2 separate regions of the Homo sapiens genome follow, and region 1 is linked to region 2. A link is a loop called in an ENCODE intact Hi-C map of the cell type or tissue named here. Cell type or tissue: ascending aorta. All regions are shown on one strand. Links, peaks and the distances in the headings refer to the core of each region. The heading gives the core; the rest is flanking DNA. Region 1 has its middle 200 kb from the start of FOXP2. Region 2 has its middle 170 kb from the start of PPP1R3A.

What was found. Hi-C counts contacts between places; a loop is a spot of excess contacts. Peaks named below come from ENCODE experiments on the same cell type or tissue, not always from the same donor. Only the 100,000 strongest peaks of a DNase experiment are listed, where the experiment ranks them.
Region 1: a loop joins it to region 2, with 3 times the contacts of the local background. A loop is called at or near these places in 11 of 110 quality-filtered maps.

What each region holds. Positions count from the first base shown.
Region 1 is chr7:114,213,019-114,223,819 of GRCh38, forward strand. It overlaps a transcript of FOXP2 not described here. Among named protein-coding and RNA genes, the nearest start is that of FOXP2, 200 kb to the right of the region's middle. In ascending aorta, for the core only: no CTCF peak of the experiment used is centred there; no DNase peak of the experiment used is centred there; H3K27ac peaks cover 846 bases.
Region 2 is chr7:114,081,571-114,092,371 of GRCh38, forward strand. It overlaps a transcript of FOXP2 not described here. Among named protein-coding and RNA genes, the nearest start is that of PPP1R3A, 170 kb to the left of the region's middle. In ascending aorta, for the core only: no CTCF peak of the experiment used is centred there; DNase peaks (open chromatin) are centred at 3,121, 3,601, 4,181, 4,651 and 4 weaker places; H3K4me3 peaks cover 7,534 bases; H3K27ac peaks cover 7,112 bases.

The sequences.
Region 1 (10,801 bases), core at 1,092-9,091, 130 kb after region 2:
GACCTTTATGGTCAGTATTCCAGTGTTACTAAACTGGATAGAATTTTTTTTAAAGGCAGTCAGGAATTTTAGATTTCTCTGTTAGTGGTATTTGTTACATACACTATCCCATTGTTTTCTGGATCTATACTATAAAATCTTATTTCAGAACTGCTTATTAACTCATCTTATTTACATAGGTATTTCTAGAAATTGCCTCATACTAGGAGTGTTACAGGAAGAAATATGTTTTTCTGGTTGAGTAGGTCTGTAAGCTTTGTGCATCTGGAGGCTGCACCAGGATCATTTGCTCTCCATTTCAAATATTGTCTTTACTGGTTTTAAAACAATAACTGTACATTTTGGAGAATTTAAAATTCATAAATAGAAAACATTTCAGTTTGTAAGCATCTGAAGAGTATCAACAGATATAAAGTTTGTTTACTTAAATAATATTCACAATAACTTAGTAATGTCAGTTGACATAATCTTGATTCTTATTTGACCTACATAATTTGTAAACATATATAATTAATGTATTCCCATGGGCTAAATTTTATCTCACAGCTTCATATCTTATATATCTTTAAAAACTATATTAATGTTTATAGCAATTTGAATTTGTCATTTTAAAAACTAAGTATTACTTCTGAGTTTATCCTCAGTTGACTCTTCAATATGACCCAACTCTTAGTTACCTAAGCCATTTTATTTATTTAGACTCAAGCTTGATTTGAATGCTATGATGAAAACTACATATAATAGTATAAAAATATTTTAAGTTAATCATTGTTATAACAATTAATAAGAATTGGCTTTAGGGAAAATCTGTTAACTTAGCAAATGTTGATACGCAAAGAAGCAGGGATTTGAACCACACCAGAGCTCTGAACTTGCAACAGATTTAGTAAAGATATGCTCACCTAAGTAAAGAAGACTATAGGAGAAAATATGCTTTTAAATCTTCTGAGTTAATTTTGTGGAAAGGAAAGTGAGAGCATAGGATACTACCACAAATTTCTGTAGGATACACTTATTTATTAAACTGTAATTTTTCTTCTGAAATGTTATCAGTCTCATCTTCAAGATTTTTCTGTAGTGACCACATTTTATACATTTTGAATGTTTGCTCCATGTGAGATTTCAGTCTTTGTATTTAGTTTGTTGTTCACTTACTCTTCATGATATCACTATTCTTATTCCCATTTTACTTAGGCACAGAGAGATTAGATGACTACCTTAAGGTCACTCTCAGGGGCAGAGTATAAAACCAAGCAATTTGATCAAGAGCTCACAGTCCTACTATACAGCACACAAGTGGACACATTTTTATCCCTAAAATTATGACTTAAACAGCAAAAGTAGAATTTACAAGACTTTTTTCATTTAGACTTCTTAGGGTCATGAATTTGGCAAACCAAAGCCTATCTGCAACTGAGATTTTAGAGATTAAAACCAAAGAAGTAACTGTGTAATATTTTATACAGATTCTTACTGCTTTAAGAAAATCATCTTATATCCTTTTTACCATGGCTACTGAAGTTCAGAGGCCTGTAATAAACTAGTATGTTGTATATACTGAGATGCAGTAACAATCAAGACACGGTATAGGCTGATGTACCTCAGGCTGGTGTGGAGGGCCACAGAGCTCTGCAGGTTGGCCCTACCTCTGCTGGGGTCGTTGCTCAGTCACTGCCTTCCCCCCTTACTCCTGCTGACAAAACCCATTCTTTTCCTTCTGCTTACTTTACTCCCAAACTTTGCATAACTCTGGGCTCAGTATGCAATTTTTAAGCATTTTGTTAGTTTCCTAGGGAGCAAAACAACTCTCACATCAGTGGGGAAAATGCCATCTATTCTATGATGATATCCTAGTAGTGATAATCTTTCAGAAATATAAAAAGTGCTATTTCTTTTGGTCTAAGCTAGATGACAATTTATGAGAATTTGTTTAAAATTACTGGTTTTCAGCTTTTTAAAGCATTTTGGATATAGTTTATATTTGAAACATATTAAAATAATCCATCTTGAGTTGCACTATTAATATTTTTTAGAATTGATATTTGTAAAGCATTTTAAATGTAGGAGGCACCTTATAAGGACTAAGTATTATTATTAATGTGAATCCTTAATAATTAATTATATTACAAGAAAATCAGTGATACTTTTGATATTTAATCTTTAATACTCAATTGTATTAAAAGAACACAAATACTTCTTTTGTTGTTTTATCGTGGGGAAGGAAATGGTTATTACCCAGAACTGATAAGATCCAATTAATCTGCAGAAGTGGTTTTGTCACATCAATCCCCATTTTACATTGAAATTTGTTTGCAATCATTAATTAAGTTAAATTTATTACAGATTTTTCAGTATTTACATGATTTTTTATGGTTTCAAGATAATAAAATTTGCATATTTCTGTATGCCAGATTACTAGGTTCAACCATAAGAAAATTTCTGTTTTTTAAGTTCAAAATGGTTACATATCTGAAGATTATGTAAGCCTATAATTTTTTTGTTGTAATCCATATATTGAAATACTACGGTTTATAGTCTGAAATCCATGATAAAGAAAATGCAGGTGTATTCCTCTTTCTAGCTCCTTACTGATGTACCATTAGTACAGTGTGTACTTAGCATTGGTTAAGATACTGCTTTTTTTTTTTTCTTCTCTGTCATATCCCTGGGCCTGAATGGTACCTGGCACATAGAAGTTCAGTAAATACTGAATCAATGAATGAATACGAATAGACGGTCTTACAGTACAAAATCTATATAGATTTCTACCCCCACTTTATCAGACCACTCTGATAAAATCAAGCAATTTCCCATCCAAAATTTGGAAATTTCTGAGAGACAGACACAGGTGCCAGGCAGATAGAGTTCAAAATAACTGTTTTATTACCTCAGTAGAGTCTGAATTGGAGGACATGCATTATATATGCAGATAAAACAGGCTTCACCTCTAAATTAGACATTATACCTACCTAGCCACTGGCAGAGCTGGGCATTCACAATCCTCTATCACAGAGGCAGGGACAAAAACAGGCCTGAATTCATCTTCTTTACAGAAAGAATTGAACTGAGAAAAAGGAATTGAGCTGTCCATGTTCAGTATATTTTCTTAAACTTCCCAGTCAGACGATTCTCTGCCCCTCTTATAGTAAGAAGTGAAGGGACAGAATGAAGCTAATGGCATTTCTTGATCAAAAGTCGCCTCATGAACATGTGCGGCGAAAGGAATAGAGCTTCCACACAAGACACTCTCATTAAACATAAATTCCTCCAATCAATTATACTATGAATTTTTCCTGAAGTTTTTCTGTTCGGCATTTATGAGATCCAATTCAAATTGCTATTATATATACCAATATTTGTAAGTCACTGCAGTCAATATTTTTCATGGTAGTTGACACTGAACTGATCTAATACAGTGGAAGCTTGTGCAGCGTAAGTTTAAGAGTTAAAAATAATAAGAAAAGCATTTTTAGATTTTGTATTATGTTTACATTTTATATATTTTTATATATTGTATATGTAATATATGCCTTCACTGCAATTTTGGTTTCTAGTAGAGAATTTTGAACACATTTGCTTTATGTTTTATAGGTGATATTATTTTATAAATCTCTTAGTTTAATCTCTTAAGTGTACGTCTCTGATTTCTGGTGTCTGAGTTTCTATGCTATTCTATTGTGTGGATTTCTGGTGTCTGAATTGCTATGCTGTTCAATTTTGTGGATCATTATTACGAGATAAAATACTGAGTCTTCCACATTCTCTGTTTCCACTTTCCATCTCAAACAAGATGAAACAAAAGAAAACTACATGAAGCAAATGGATTACTAATGTCTGGTTTTATCCAAATTTCTTAAGTAAATTATTCTGGCCAGAATGAAATCTAGGCATTAGCAGTTTAAAATATAATAACAATATTCTGATTTGATAATTTTAAAAATAATCCCCTTATTGACATTAAAGTCCTTCTAATCAATTGGCAACTACATTCATGATTATGGTTTGAGTGTTATTTATCACCAAATAGAACAGATAATGTTTTAAAATAACTATTTGAAGGATAGAATTGTAAGCTAGGTCATTATAGGAGATAATATCTTCCAGTCTATACCTTGGAATTAACAAAAAAGGAAGTAAAACGCATGGTTTGTAGAAATTGATATTATCAGTTTATTGTCATTAAAAAATGGGATTGGCAGGCCCTCTGTAGGGGGCCTTGAAGAATAGCATTTATTTCCTGTCATGGTCTGGGCTCTGGCCCTAAGCCTGTAAAATGGACCTGCTTCTTTGAGAATAGATTTGTGTTAACTTCTCGGTTTAAATTAGTGTTTAAGACTAAAAAGATTAATTTATTGATTTACTGTGAGCAATTATTTTACTAGGAACAAAATGGTTAGAAAACCTAAGATCCATGAGTTCTATTTGTGTGTGTAGAATCAGTTTATTAACTTAAAATGAGGAATTTGGTCATGAGACACTTTTTTTTTTCCTATAGGCAGAGAAACACTGGAAGCTAGATAACAATAATTATAATCACAAGGTTGTCTGGTAGTTGTGTAATCCAAATTAAAAGGAGGTTGATATGTCAGATATTTTATGGCATTGGGCCAAACAATCTGGTGTAACTGTACCATAGGTGTGGTCTTGCCACTGGAATCAGAGTAATGAAGTCTAATGGGTACCACAATTCCTGCTAATTAGAGGCAGATAACTCCAAATCTGCTATATAACATGCTCTATCCACAGATAGTGCTTAAGTGAGTATTCTCAGTTATTTCCATGACTTGTTTTATTCTGTGCTTTTCATGCATAGAAATGAAATCTATATGGGAAAGGTGATGGAGTAAACACAAATAAAAACTACTTTAATTTTAGCAAGTATCCCAATAGTGTTGTCTACTGAATGATTGATTCTTGGTCCCTCTCTGAGTAAGACCCCTTCTCAGCTTAGGCATGGATGGCCATGATAGTAGGTTTTATTACAGCTTTTATGATTTTAAGATCATACTTTGTACACATGTGATACCTTTACTACATTACAGTGAATAGTTATTGTATCTGTTTTCTCTATTAGACTGTGAGGACTCTGTCCCCCATACCTCAGAAAGTGCTAACACTCATAAACATTGGCTGAAATGATCTTAATCCTGAAAATGAATTAACTTGCCGATGTACTATTAGTCTACAATATGAAGTGTTAATTTTAGACCTTTGTTTTAAAAACCTTGCTGTAATTGTGTTACAGTACCCTCTACTCTCCAAATACAAAATGACATCTCTCTGCCCACACGTTCTCAAATTCATGGGTTAGATACATATATTGTTAGAGTAGTAGATGTGGCCCTCAGCTTTACCCCCAGAAAAATTATTCTTTGCACTACATCCCTGTTCACCAAGCAGCAGTAATTACAAGGCAGTTCTTAAATATAGGTCTGGCTTATGGCAGTAGCATGTGCAAAAAATGCCCCTGGGCCATATGAAAATAATAGTTTTACACAGTGGGAGAGACTCTTCAGAGCTATGTAGTACTTAAAGACAGAAAGCTCATCAAGAAAGCCACATTCTTTATTTCTAGACATAATAAGCAGAAATGAAATTGATATGAGAAAGAAGATAGAATAAAAACAAGTAAAAAATAATCTAAGTTAAGGAAAGTCCAATGAGTGTCAAGCACTGAATAGATTAACTATGAAAGAATAGTCTTCACTTGTCTGGCAGAATTGCAGTGTGGTTCTATTATGTGCTGTTTAAATTGCATATATTGGACACTGTCAATCATTAAGGATAGTTAGTATTATTTATCCCAAACAGCCACATTTCTATAGCAACAGTATACATGTTTATGCAATTACGTATTATTATATCAAATCATGCTTGATATATTTTGGTACCAGCTGCCGTCCTGAACTCCTTTACAAGTTTTATATATATTTACTGCCTAATGGAGGACCCTGCAGTCTCCTCCCCAAACCAGCTACTATTTTAGCCTGAGTTCAGGCAAGAAACATATGAAGTGAAAGACTAACTTAATATTCAGCATTGCAACTGAACCCAAACAACTGAAGTCTCAATTCATTTTAGTTTAAAAGCTACTAGTTTTCGAAAAAGATTAATTATACTAACTTTCATAAGTAGATTGTATACTAATCAAAATTATAATTTTATAAAATTTTTCAAATACAAAAGATTATATAAAATTTTAATTATATGTTGATTTAAACCATTTCAGTGATAAAAATTTATTATCCAATTGTAAGGAGATCATAAGGTCGATTTCAACAACAGTAAAGAAAGTGGAAACAGTTCTTTGTTGCTTAGCAGAGTTGGCTAGAAACTACAACTTTAAAAGAGTATGTTAATATATGATCTTTACCTTTTAGAACAGTATTAACATTTTAATATACTTAGAGTGGTCATGTCAAAATATTTTTTCTGCTTTTGAAGTTTTTCTTATCAATAGTAACAGCTATATTTGTTTTAAACATTGTTAGCACTTTAAACGACCTACTTTATTAGGCAAAACATTTTCCATTTTTACTTTGAGTTTTGAGTCACTTTATTTTGTGAATATAGTTTTAAAAATCTGTTTTATTTATTTGTTTTTATTAACAAGACTGATTGCATGTATAACATATCTACACTTATATTTTAGTGAATATGATCCCTTTTTTACTTCTCTAATTTGTTACCCCTCCATTCATTGTTATTTGATGAATAATTTTCGCCTTTAATCCATACATTTATTTAGTTCCATTGTCCAGCCACAGGATCATTACATTGTAACCATAGCTAGCACGAGGTTTCTGTTTTCATAATTCTGTGAGGGTTTTTTTTTTGTTTGTTTGTTTTGTTTTTTCTAATGGAGTTTCGCTGTTGTTGCCCAGACTGGCCAGGCTGGAGTGCAGTGGCGCGATCTCGGCTCACTACAACCTCCGCCTCCCGGGTTCAAGAGATTCTCCTGCCTCAGCCTCCTGAGTAGCTGGGACTACAGGCGCGCACCACCATGCTCAGCTAATTTTTTTTTTTTTTTTCAGTAGAGACGGGGTTTCACCATGTTGGCCAGGATGGACTTGATGTCCTGACCTTGTGATCCGCCTGCCTCAGCCTCCCAAAGTGCTGGGATTAGAGCCACCGTTCCTGGCCCTGTGAGGGTTTTTAAAAGGCTTTTTATAAAGCTTGATGGCTAGGCTTAGTTGTAGTTGTTTCTTTTTTTCTCCTAAAAATATTGCAATATAAAAAAAATAATGGGAACAAAATTCATAAACCTACCGAATTATACAATATAAGATATAGGGAAAAATATGTTAAGCCTACAACATTACATATACAATTACATAACAGTTTCTGTTACTATATTTACATGGATTCATGACTGGAATCATGCAATTACATTTTATATTCCATTTTTTCTCTTTACATTAGAAATACTGTTTTCATAATGATTACTTTCATTGAAAATGTACTATTCTGTTTTACTCATAATGAGAATTGACTTCAAATAAACATCATTTCAGGTAATATCATTTCAGGATTTCAAGTGGCTTTAGACAGGATTTTAAGTGACTTCCCTACTTCCCTTTGGTGACTGCCCTTAGTTAATCTAATGCATGTTATCTCTGCTTAGGAGAAGAGTGGAAGGGAAAAAACGGCATGTCAGACTTTCCTATTCAAGAATTTTTTAGTCAAAGAAACACCACCACTTTCATCACTATTACCATATAATAATAGAAATATGTTAAATACTCACTTTAATTGAGACAGTCCTAAGGTTAGTGTATTAATGTTCTTTACATGCCTATTTTTTTCTTGAAGTATTATTTGAAGAAGGCATCACTTCAAACTCTTTTAGACTAAAAGAAAACTCTCTCGAAGTCTTTCTAAATTCTAAATAAAATTGGTGTCATTTAAGAGGTATTGTTTGATTATCTTTGTTCTTATAGTTGTGGGAGAAGTAGTAGCATAATAGTATGACAGATTTATGATAAATTTATGGTAAGTAAATTTGCAGTGTCTGGTGATTTTTATACACCTTATAATATATTTTACAAACAGTATTTTAAATATCTGTCACCAATCTTTGGTTATTGAAGTTAAAGTTTGTGATTTTTAAATTACTAAATTTCAGGTTTCTATGATTTTAATTTTACTGACTTGTTCTTCAGTCACTATTTTCATAATTTTGACACTAAGCCTTTGAGTCAGAATTTAATTCTGAATTATAATATTCTTCATATGGGTAAAAACAGTTTACTTTGTGGTTTTTTTATTTTATGACACAATTTTATTTATGACACAATTTCTAGGAAGTCAATGGGCAGAGGGCTGGGTACTGCCAAGACATATTTTGTACTTAAAAATGTCCTAAAAATTCATGGCCTAGAAACAAATAAGTAACTCCAATATTTTTTTAAGAAATCTCTGGGTTTGCTATACTTAGATCCAAAAGAGCCAAGGGAAAGAAGGATATAAGGATTCGTTCTAGGCACAACTGGTAAGTAGCACTTTTTCCATGTGTATCTTCCTATTTTCTGTTTATCCATTACCCCCCTCCCCCAGCCATTGGGTGACATTCTCTTTGATGTCCTCCATACTGCACTTAGGGTCCCCCATGTCTCCCTAGGGCTGTATACTGTACTAAAGCATCCTATTTCAGAAGTGGAATTTTCTGTGCTTTTTGCTATATCACTTCTTCCTTTTATCTAATTAAAGCATAATTTGTGTGCATGATAATGAAGACTTTTAAACTGAATGACTTGAAATATCTGATAAGTTAATGAGGCTCTAAGACTTCTAGCCTTAAGCTCTATTGATAGAACTCTAGCCACAAACTTAGATAAATAGCTGTTTTCAAGGCTTGTTGAGTTCATTCTTCATGCTCTTCTCCTAAGCCCTCCCCCAATTCTATTCCATCAAGCCACTGACTGCTTGTTTATCTCAAGGATGTAATATTGACTTCTGAGCCAGGTAGGAAGGTTTATGGAAGAAGGAGATACACCTGCTTACCCATGTGTACCAGACTACTCCCTACTCCAGGACAGGAATGGGCCATGTCAGGTGAGCCTCCCAAGAGAAATGATCTTCAAGCACAGTATAGTTGTTTGATAGTAATCCTGAATGTTGTTTCTGATACTTTATGTTCCTTTTTATTTCTTTGTTCAGACAGGATTTCCTGTGTCACCAAGGCTGGAGTGCAGTGGTGCAATCTTGGCTCACTGCAGCCTCTGTCTCCTGGGCTCATGCAATCCTCCCATCTCAGTCTCTTGAGTAGCTGGGACTACAGGCATGTGCCTGCATGGCTGGCTAATTTTTTAATTTTTTGTAGAGTTTCACCATGTAGCCCGGGCTGTTCTTGAACTCCTGGGCTCAAGTGATCCGCCCACCTCAGCCTCCCAAAATGCTGGGATTACAGGCATCAGCCACTGTGCCCTGCCTATGTTCATTTTCTTATCCATTCATTCTTTCACTAGTTTATTAACATGTATTTGTATATGTATTTATTGGGCATTTACTACGTGCCTGGCCTTATGTGTTACACTAGGGATATAAAAATCTCTTCACTTTCTGTGGTTTGCTGATAGTCTAATGAAGTCGCTACATTATAAGGTTGTAGTAGAAGAAATATAAGCAAAAACATTTGTTAATAGTAAGATCTATTTCATGATAAAGGAGTTTCCATGTGTTGCTTCATGAGCGTATTTTAAGGTAATCTCAAGGATGGGGTAGCTTTTAAAGAAGGGACAGTTGTGTTGAATTTTGAAGGACAAGGAGGAATTAATTACAAGATGCAAAGGAAAAACATCTCAGGTGAGAATGCAAGCATGAGATAATGTAATCTTTTTGGCCACTCATAAATAAAGAGGGCTAAGTAAATGGACAGAATCCATACTCAACTAAAGAAATTTAACTTTGCCAATACAATGCATTCATTCAGGTTTACTATTTATTATTACATTGTATAATTATCCCACAATTTACTTATCTATTTTATTGTTGATAGACTTTTGTTTGTTTGTTGTTGCAGTTGCCAACAATAGCAGAACATTTTATATGTTTCATATATATTTGTTGGTACACATATACAAGATTTTCCCTGGGGCCTTTCCTTAGGAATGAAACAGCAGTCACAGGGTACACATGTTTAGATTTAGAAAACAATGCCAAATTATTTTCAAAAATGGATGCATCAGTTTACACTTCTACCAACACATGTAAGTGTTCCAGTTGCTGCACATGCTCATAAACATTTGTCATACTGCTCCTTTTGTTTCCCTCAGTCTAATGGGTAAAAAGATATCTCACAATGGTCTTAAGTTGCATTTCCCAGATTACTAATCAGGTTGATCAGCTTTTTATTTGTTTGTTTATTTACTTGTTGGATATTCATGTTTTTTTTGTCGCTTTCCCATTTTACTTTGGTGTTATAAATCTGTTGCATATTGATTTGAAGGAATTCTTTATATATTATATACATTATATATATATTATATATAATATATATATAATATGTATATATATATGTGCTTTGTTGGATAGGTAGATAGCCAACATATTATACCAGTTTATGGGTGTATATAGTGAATACATTCTCACGGTTTATGGTGTATTTTTTCTACCTTCTTTTTTTTCTTTTCTTTTTGTTGAGAGTAAGATCTTGCTATTTTGCCTAGGCTAGTCTCAAAACTTCTGGGCTCAAGTTATCATCATGCCTCTGCCACCGTATATGTTGAGATTACAGGTGTAAGCCACTGAACCTAGCTCTTTTTTACTTTCTTTAGGTGAATTTTGATGAAGTGAAAATTTA
Region 2 (10,801 bases), core at 926-8,925:
AACTAAAACTGGAACCTAGTATTAACTGCCTTTCAATCAAAGTTTTAGGACACTCAGAGCCAACCTCTTAGCAGTGATATGCTGTGGTTACGTTTTTTCAAGATTAGATATATACCTACTAACAATGAACTAGGCTACATTAGAGAGAGAATTAAGTGTATTGTTCACTGGAGGATATGGGTAGCCCCTGTTGTTGAGTCTCCATGGTTCCTGCCAGCAGCCTAGGAGAAGCTAGGGGCAGGGCAGCGGAAATCTGCAGGCCCATAGCTGATTCCAAAGGGCTTTATGTGAAGGCTGGCAGATGTGGAGAATTTTTTTAATCTTCTGAAGATGAGAGAACCCGGGTAGAAGTGTGGGTTTATGAACAAATATTTATTGCTTCAGGGTCCAGGTAAATTCAGGGTATATGCTATAAAAACACAAATGAAAAATATAGTCTGTGACTTTTTTAAAAAAAGTTGGGAGAGCTCATTAGGATTTATTATAGGTCCCAAATTTTGTAGTCCCTAAGCTTAACGACAGATGGTGGTGTAACTCCACCAATTTCACAATATCTCCATTCAGTCTGATGTAACATAGATTACCCTTGATTTGACTTCGGTGAAATTAGAATTTTCTCTTTTCCCTAAATGTGTCAGGGAGGAGAATGGGGAAAAGTCGTCTAAAAGGAGTCTGCTTATTTGCTCATCTTCAGAAAACTGTAGTGGATGTGAAAACACAGGAAACTGATATGTGACTGTTTTTTCTGTGTGAAAGGAAAAATACCTTGCATTTAAGACTTTAGTTACAGGCTATTTGAAGTGAGTAGCACAATTTTGAAGATGTTATTTATAACAGGAAAAAATAGTAATTTAAAAACACCCCCTTTCCTTTCTCCCAGCGATTTCTCCAAGTCAGTTGAAATTTAAGTACAAGTCACAATTACAGAGATAAAACGGCTCTGAAAGAGAAAAATGTAGTTGTTGTTTGAAAGTGTTGGAAAAAACAGACTTAAGTGTGTGAAAAATTATATTTTTATAAAAAATAACTGAAAATCAAAGAGGTTCACTGGGAGAAGCAGTAAACTAACATTTCTAATTTGTCATTCGCGTGCGTCGCTTTCCTTCATCTTGGCTATACTTCCTCTCATCTGCGGTGTTTTATTTCGCGCAAGATGCGCTGACAGAGGCCATTTCAAACGAATTTATCTTTCACTAGGACCGTACTAGAGCAGTGTCTCGAATTTTGTTGATTTGTGGTTTCGTCGTAAAATAAACTTGAAATCAAATAAACTTTCGTGAGGAAGCTTTGATGTCCACTTGGTGAAACTCCTCATTCACCCAGTTGAGCCGTTGAACTTTCTTCTGGAACCTCTTTAAATGACTTTTGCCGATCCACGTGCTGCAAAGAAGACCTGAACCGTGCCTATGACCCTGCGCGGCGACTACAGGGACAGAATTTGGCTTTCCTTCTCTTTCCAATATGCAGCGTTTCGTTTAAAGGCTGCCTCGATCCAGTGGGCTGACCAGTGACTTGTGCAAAAGAAAACTATTCGATCGCTGTTTGCCCTTTCAGCGTTTTCCTCGGCTGCGGAAACCCGGTTTTCCTATTATTATACTTCAACTTTTTTTGGAGTCAGCTAGCACAGAGCGCTAAACCCCGGCCAGTTCCAGCAGCAGCCGAGGCGAACAAAGCCTGCAGTGTTCGGGGCCATGCTGGGGCGGGAGTGGTGGACGAGTTCAAGGAATTGCAAATAAATATATTTTATGACCACCCATCAACAAACTACGTGCCACCGTGGCGGCCCCTGGTAGCCGGGCCGTGTCTGCAGTGTGGCCAGGGGCGGGGGCTGAAAAGGAGGCGGCCGGAGAGGCGAAGCGAGCTGCGAGCCCCGGGCCTGAACTTTCACCTCTCGAACCCGGGCCCAGCCCATTGGCTGCAGCCGAGGGGTCCACCGAGGGCAGCGGCTCCTGACAGGACCTGTTTTCCCAACTCCCTGGACAGCTTCCCTGCGGGATGGGTTGGTGGCCCGGGGCATGGCAGCAGGCGAGGAGGAGATAATGGGGGCGAAGTTGAGCGGGGGCACTTGGGAGCTGCGGGCTCAGTTTCACTGAGAAAAAGGCCCCGGAAGGGTACGCGTCCACTCTATAAATATATACTCCTCCGACTGAGATGTCCTTTCGCACCTCTTGGCTATCTGTACTCTCCAGAAAGGAACGTTAGAGGCTGCGAATTTCACCAAAACGTTTCTTTGTGTACAGAAAAGTGAAAGGCTAACTAAACTCGTTCCTCTCCAAGTCTTGAGACCCTAACCCTCCTTCTCCTCGTTGGGAACTTGATCTTCCAAGTGGCCCTAGCTCTTTTACAATAAACCTTTCCCGCTCACTTACTCGGTACACCTGGAGAGAAAAGGGAAGTCAGTGGGGTCGATGTACGCGGGGGAAGAAGAAGAAAAAGAAGTGAGAAGCTGTCCACCTTTTGATTGTTCTATTCCCTTCATTTATAACCCCCCTGGAAAGGTACATCCCCAGTTTTCCAAGGATTTCCACGTCGTTTACTCTTCTTTTTTCCAAAATAGTTTCAAGTTTATTCAGAATCCGTTTTTATTGAGGTTTCCTAGTGAAGCATAAACGCAGATTACTTAACATAAAATTATCCCCACCTTTCAAAAGGGCGAGGTAGGGCCATTTGGGGCTGGCGTTTTCTAATGATAATGACTGTTCCTCCTTCTGTCTCTGCTCCCACTTTTAAAAGATTCGGATTATTTGTCCACTGTTCAGCCTGCATTTCAAAATAGACGATTTAAAAAAGAGTGAGAACACAGTCTGTAGGCACAGCACTTGAGGACTGCCGGAGTTGAAAAGCTCAGGGAAAGAACCGCAATTCAAAGTCCAACTCTACCTCGTTCCTCTTCCTCCTGGCAGGGGCCATCTTCCCAGGGCCAGCCCCATGGCTTTTTGACTTAATTGGTTTCACTAAAAAAACCCTGACGGTGTGTTTACCGACGTGGGTGCCAGGGCTGCTTCCTCCCTGGGAGAGCCGCGGGTTCTGAAGGAAAGGGTTGGTGCCAAGTGTGTGTGTGAGCTCGCGACTGCCCTTTAGAGAAAGGGCGCGCTGCTCTTTCAGGAAAGGAAAGATTCAAAGGCACAAGTTAGTGCGGTTCGCCCGTCTCCCCAACCACCACCACCCCTCCCTCTTCTGCCACCGGAGGGGTTCAAGTTGGCCGTTCTTTCCCCAGGGAGGAGGGCCGGGAAGCAGCCGGGGGCCAGGCTCTGTTCACCACGGCCTATTGGCCGCAGCTATTTGGAGGAAAGTTTCAGCGCCTCTCGGAACGCCACGCTTTGCGACTGACTTGCGAGCAAAGCAGCGGGCTCAGTCTGCGGCGCGCGGAAAAGGCGGCCGGCGAAGAGTCGCCCGGCCCGCGGGCAGGGGAGGGACCGGAGGGAGACGGCGGGGAGGGAGCGCTGGCCCCCCTCTGGGCTGGGGCTCCGGAGGAAGCCCCTCGCCAAGATTCCGGTCGTGCGTCCCCTCCGGGGCCCGCTCTCTCCTCCCTCGGCCTTTCCCCTGTCACCGCCCTGGGTCCCAAGCAGGCCGCCCAGCCGGGTCACACCCGGTGGATAGAAGCCGGGACCCAGGGCTGGCGGCTGGGCCCGTGCATCCCCCACGCGGGCGCCTCGGCTTTGAAGTGCGCGCGGAGCAGGCTCTGACCGTTTCTTCTTTCCTTTCTTTCCGGTTACTTTTGCTCCCCTCAGTCACTGATAGGACCCTTCCCGAAAACCTCAGACTCTCTAAGTCCCAGCTTGGCGGCCCCTTCCTTCCAAGCCGCGCCCCGGTGACCTGGGCTGCGCGACCACGAGGAAGCCCGAGAACTCCTTGGCCCAAGTGAGACAGGAACCAGGGCAACAATGAAGAGAAAGACACTCGGCCTCTCTCCACCCCAGGCCGCAGAGGCGCACACCGTGAAAAGAAAGGCCAATCAGCGCTTTAACGCACGCTCGGGTCTCCCTTTCCGACTACCATGTACTTTTAACTCCCTGCCACCGAGGGCTTTGGATCCCTTCGAGGCTTTCTGCACTTCAAGTGGAATCCCCTGTTTCATTTGCCAGCAGCTCCGTCTGCTGAGAGGACGTACTTTGGGGACTGCCAAGAAGCAGCAGACACAACTCGGCTTTGCCAATACAGCATACGGTTTTGTTCTCGCCTCCCTCCCCACCCCCTTCCCTGACTCGCCGTCTGGGGCGAGCTGGAGAAGGCGGAGCAGGAGGTGGGGAGAAGGGTGGGGGTGGGGGAAGGTCTGGCGTAGCACAAACAAGTTCTCCAGCGGGTTGTTTACATAGCAGGTGGACCTGACGTCAGCCAGGAGGCTCCGCTGCAAATCCGAACAATATTCTTCCCCGCGTTTCCCCCTCCTTAAAGAAGTTAGGGAACGGGGGGAGATAGGTGGACGGGGGAGAAAGGCATCCTAACCAGCTGGTTCCAAACCTATCAACAACAACAACGACAATAACAACGCAAAGTAAAACAAAACAAACAAGTGGTCCGGCGGTACTTCAGAATCCTCTGCGGCGTCCTGTCCCCCACCCCGCCCCTCCGAGGAGAGGCAGCCCCGCGAGCAGTGTGTGTACAGTTCGCATTGCCAACAACACGCGCGCGCGGCCGGGTGCGCGCGCCTGCCAGCGCACATTCACACACACAGACACACAGACACACACACACACACACACACACACACAGATCCGGGTGGGGGGAGCGGCTGCGCGAGACAGCGCGAGCCTCCGAGAAAGCGCGAGACACGCCGGCGCGTGCAGCTCCGCGGCCGCCGCTTCGCCCTAGCTCTAGCCCCGCGCCACCCGCAGCCCGCCCGCGAACGCCCGCCCCGGTTATTTATGCGGCGGCCGCGTCCGCTGGCTGCGGCTTCCTCGGCCCCCCCCCTCCCCGGGCGCGCCCCCCACTCGCGGCAGCAGCTGCCCGGACTCGCGCGTGGGTGTGTTGTTTGGGGGCTTCTGCCTCGCCGCCGCGGGTGCCACCTCCCGGGACGCTGCCCACGGCGTCCCCGGTCGCGGTAAGTTTCTTGGCCCTCACTCTGGCGCGCTACACCTCCGCACCCCACCCTGTCCCAGCCACCTCCACGCTGGGCCGAGCTGCGACTTTACTCTGCTCCGCGCTCCTCCCGCGGTGGCGACAAAGTTTCGCCCCAAAGGCAGCGCCCTGCTTGCCGGGGCGAGTGTGACATGTGTCAAATTTGGGCTCGGCGTTGGGGTCGCATTCCGGACCCAGCATCACCACTTGTTGTTCTCTTTCATTTTGCTTTGTGATGGGGGAAAAAGGGGTGGAGAGGGGAGATTTGCTGTTGGCTCACGGATGATTTTTAGTTTGGATAATGCAAAATGTTGCTTCGTCCGGAGAGACCTCGGCTGGAGGAGAATGTGTGTCGAAACACCAGATGTGTGTTTGTTTACTCTCTTCTTTTTAATTGTTTGTTGTCTTTTCCCCTTCCTCCCCGCACCCCCACCCCCAACCTCGGGAGGAGAAACAACAGTAAAAACATCTGGCGGTTAGAAGCACACACTTTATTGATCCAACTGCTGACCTTTATTTACTCAGTTGGGCAAGTGCACGCTTCTCGCGTCTAAGTTGGGCACTTCAGCGTTCATCTCAGAAGTACTTCTCCAGGAAGGAGAGAGATGGAAAGGGGACACTCCTGTTTCTGGAGTCAAGAAACTCCTGGGCCCTACTGACGCTTCGGGATAACCGTGCACAGGGATGACTGCTGCCTTGATCGCGTTCCTTTCCCTGTCCACGCGTTAGCACGACCGGCTTCCCCCGGTGTCTGGCCTGGTTTTACTTTTATTCCGCTTTAGAGAGGTCGCCTGGCTGTTTGTGGGTGGGTTTGGGGTGAAATCGCACCTCGCGGCACTTGGTGAGGGGACGTGGGAGGAGCGCAGACACCTTTCGGTGATAGGGAGGGCTTCTCACTTGGCTGTTACCTGGAAGTCCACAGTGGCCCCGGCGGGCAGGCGGGCGGGCAGAGCGCGGGTCCGAACGCCCTTCGCGCTCGCGGCGGCGCACGTGCGGCGGCGGCGGCGGCGCCGGCGGCGCGGGCGGGACCCACTGGGTGGCCGCGCGCGCCACCCGCGCGTTTTCTGCGCGCCTCTGCCCACCCGCGAGGCCGCAACGCGCCCTGACACCCGACCTCAGTGTGGACCCTCACTTGCTGTGGGTGTTGGGGCCTCTCTAGAGCAGGGAGGAAAAGTTACCCTCACTATTCTCAGACTCTGGAATCTCTTAGGTAAGTCTCTTAGGGCACCTGGCGCATGGGGTGACGCTTTGATTAGAAGGAACGTGAGGGGAAGAACGGGTGCAAGTCTGGGGATTGGAAAGCGGAGCCAGTGCGCGTTTTGCACAGGGATGAGTCAAGAGAGGTCGACCTGGCCACCGCTTGGGACGCTCCGCAGAATCCGGAATCCCCAAAGACCTAGACCCATGTGTGTATTTGTTTATTCAGCTTTTTAACCAACAGATTTAAACCACTTAATAGCTGCTATCTGTAAGGCTCCTGTTCCCCCCATCTAACCCCCCCTCCACACACATACACACTTTTTTTTTTCCCCACCACATATTAAAATCCAGTAAGTTTCTTGATCTTGAGGATTATTCCTGGAGTACTCTTCGCTCCCTGGTGGGCAGGCTTTGGCCATGCAAGGTGCGCTAGGTGGCCTGGGTGAGTTCTCAGAGGAGGATGGAGGGGGAAAGGGTACGAAGGACCTGTGGGAGTGTGTAAGGTGTGTGCATATGTAGTCATCGTGGATCAGGAGTGCTTAAAGAGCTACCTCCCAACATGTCCAGAGTCTACTTGGAAGAATACTTAAGTAGTAGCAGGTAAGCCCAAGGGAGAAAGTGACGCCCTGTTGTCAAGCAGCTGAAGTGGACGTTTTCCAACTGGAAGTACTGGGAGAGATTTACTTTTAGAAAACAAAAGTTTGCCTGTAAGGCATATCTTTGCAGGCTCTCCTAACTCAAATAGTTTGTTTAGTCAGCAGCAGAGGCAAGAGAGATGTGTTTAATAGCAAGTCTGTGTTAGAGGTCAAAACTGAAGTAAAGATGAGCTTTCAGTTATTTTCATCTTCAAGTTTGCATTGTGGCATACCTTGGGAAATGTTTTATGTTGTCAAGGGGACTGTTTATCTTTTCTGTCACTATGAGTTATGGATCAGTATATTCCCAGTGTACTGGAATTTTTAAATGTAGTGTTTGTTTAATGTTGTTAAACACAATTAATTTACAATTTTGATTTATTTGTATCTATATTAAAAGAGTGGGTATAAAATTATATAAACTGTGATCGTTAGGGTCATACAATTTCATATCAGTTTTAGAGCTTTTTTAACTTACAATTTTGATTTATTTGTATCTATATTAAAAGAGTGGGTATAAAATTCTGTACACTGTGATCATTAGGGCCAAACAATTTCATATCAGCTTTAGAGCTTTTTAAAGGCCCCTTTTCTCTTGCCTGCTTAACTTCTTTCCTTTTATTTTTATTGCCTAACTAGACTCATATTCAGTCGTCAGTCTAGTTAAATGCTTCCTTACGACACACACTATTTCATTGTTATCTAAAATTAAGTGAAATAAATGTTTAATTATGATTAAATATACTAACTTTGAAAGAGGAGACTAGAAACCTGATGAAACATCCCTGTAGGTGAGAAATGACACTCAATTTAAAAAGATCATCTAAAAGTTCACTTTTAAGTACAAAAAAGAATGTTAGGATTTTTAAGGGAATAATTTTTAATTCAACTTAAATATAAGTACAATGAATACTTTATAGTTAGGTTGTTAAAATGTTACCACTACCGTGTATATTAGAATAAATACAGCAATAAAAGGAAACATAGACATATATTAATTATGAACTATTTATAATGTTAGGAATTGCCTGACTCATATTTTGGGATATTGTTTTTATATAATTTATACTCGGGTGGAAATAGGCCCTTAATTACATTATGATATGAAGAGATTTATGAAATGGTTGTACCTGAATAAGCTGTACTTGGAGTTTCATTTCTTTGCACTTCTTATATTGCAGTGGCTTTGCTTAAAAAAAAAATAAGATAAACCTTTGTAATTTTCTAGAAACCTAAAATAGGGAGGAAATAGTTGTATGTGGCACACCATAAAAGTAGAAAAAGGTGAACATTATATGTACAGGTAATCTGTAATGAGAAGTTATATTTCCTTTGTACAAACAAAATTTCAAACACACAAAACAAGTCTCTTTGCATAGATATTAGAATTATACTTCATGAAAAGTATATTGAAGTATGTGAAAATAACTGCATGGTTTGATTAAGATTCATAGAGCATGTAACAGTATAGTGAATGTAGCCAGAGAAATTATTTACCATTTTTATTTCAACAGAAGATGTGAAGGATATAAAACTTATTTACATAAAAGGGATTTTATTTGTGACGTTTTTGGATTTCTATCTGGGTCAGCCTCATCACCCTTGTTTGTTTTTGTGTCATGTTAAATCAGCTATTAGTTATAATACTGATAGAAAACAAAATGATGAACGTCATGTATTTTCTGCCTCTCTGAATTAAATTGGAAAGAGGCCATTAACTTGTAAGAAGAGAATGAGATTGAGCACACAGGTCTCTAAGAAGTTTTCTCAACATGATTGTTAATAGACAAAATTGTAAGTCAGTTGAATTCAGAAATAGTGTCAATTTTATTACAATTGCTGAATATTAATTTTTGGCACATTCAAGCTATTTTTTTCTTGAATTTTGTGATAAATAGTAGTTGTCTTATTCATAAATGAATGGACCCAAAATGTTCTAACCAGTGCCCAAATTCATACTACTCTTTGATAAAAGAAAGCCTGTATCTTAAAATTGGCCTAATGAGAGTTTAATATTAGCACTGATTTCAAAAACAACTTTATTTATGTAGCCCTTAATTCATAGAGTTCAAATAAATCCAACCCAGAAAGATTCCTCTTTATATTCTTAAAGCTTCTGTAAAGGTAATCCCTGTGCTTGAAACTTTAAAAAAAACATATTCCAGTGCTCATGGTCTGCAAATATTCTAATGCCTAATTCAAATTTTAAATGTTGTAGTTTAGTTTTATTCCTTCCTTAGGTGAAATAAACATTTTCTTAGGTTCAACTATGTATCTCTTAGTGTACTTGGACTAAAGTCCTATCAATTCTATAGTCTTTATTAAGTACAATTATTTACATTCTTGGAACTTTTTTTTTTTCATGAGGCTTAGGTCATTTTCATTGCTTTCTTATGGAGGTATTCTAGACTTTTAGCTTCCTCATTTGATTTTCAGAACTTCAAAGTGGGCCCTGTAACATATTTAACAGCTAAGCATAGTTAGAAGGGTTGTCTAAAAATGCCATCACTTTTTTTTAGCCCAGCTTTGGTTATGTGAAAATTTATTATTATTGAATAACAGAAATACTAATATTGTAGGATACTCTTCCCTATAGAATATTGTTTTCTTGCAGATATTCTTTCCTGTAAAATAAATGGGTACTTCCACTTGCTTACTTCCCTCTAAGTATTTTTTATATACTATTTTGCTCTGCTCTGTGTATTTATCCATTCCTGCCCTAAATTTCCCAGACAAAACAAACAAACAAAAAAGTGCCTAGCTGTGGTGAAGCATAAAGAAATAGTATGACCTAATGAAGAGGTTAGTGGTAGAATATTGAGAAGCTGGAGAGAGTTTTTAGAGAAGATTTAGATTTCTTACGTTGCAACACTTTTAGTATTAAAATTATAAAGTAAATTTAAGGGTATACAGTGATATATTTTCAGTAGTAATATTCATGAAAGCTAGTTTTTCTTTAAATAGTTGCCTTGGCGATTTGCTGTTTCCTCAAATGTGATATTAAGTATTGGCCTAATTATTTTTAGGAGTATAATCTCAATTTTATAATTGGAGTGATTAGGAATTTGTATTTATCTATACAGATATTTGCCTACCAGCCAACTTAACAGAGTATATCTGTGCTCTAAAAGTACACTGACATCACCTCAATTTCATCTTTAATACATTATATTTTAATGATTTACAGCTGGATTCACTTTTACTGTTTCATGTTGTAATTGTGAACTTTGTTTACTCTCTCTAAATTGACTTGTATTTTTGTTCATTCTTCCAGTTTGCCAAGTACAATTTGAATGGTTAAATTTACTCAATTTAACTAAATCTATCTAAACTTTTTTAAAAAATACATTTTCTCCGTAAATCATCTATGGGGTTTAGGTTCAACCTTTTGCATTTTTTGATTATTGAAATACACATTCTTGGACCTGTACTCAACTACTGCTTGAATTCAGCTTTGAGGTTGGTTGTACCCTTCTCTCTTCCTACTATCTGCCAAGTATATCTAGAACATACCTTCCCATTATATTGATAAGTATAATATGTTATACAGAACTGATTCTTCATTTTTTTTCTGCTGTGGCAAATTATTTTCGTTAACAAGAGTGAATACAGTTTAAATGTTGAAAAGCACATTGCTGTGAAGAAAATGAATTCCCAGTGGTTTAAGAGATCTCAGCATTTTTTTAGTTTATTAATGTTCTTCAATTTGCTTTAATTTCTGTCATGAAAGACTTAAAATGTACGTTGTGTTGTTAATGTTGATTTAAAATTTATTTAAGTTTTTAGTGTTTCCTCTTGAAGATTTTTCTAATGGAAGTCTATAAGATTATACCATTAGAATGTCTTAAAGATTTTTTTTTCTTTTTTAGCAGATTAAGGAAATTAACTTTGAATTCCCCAAAGAAAGA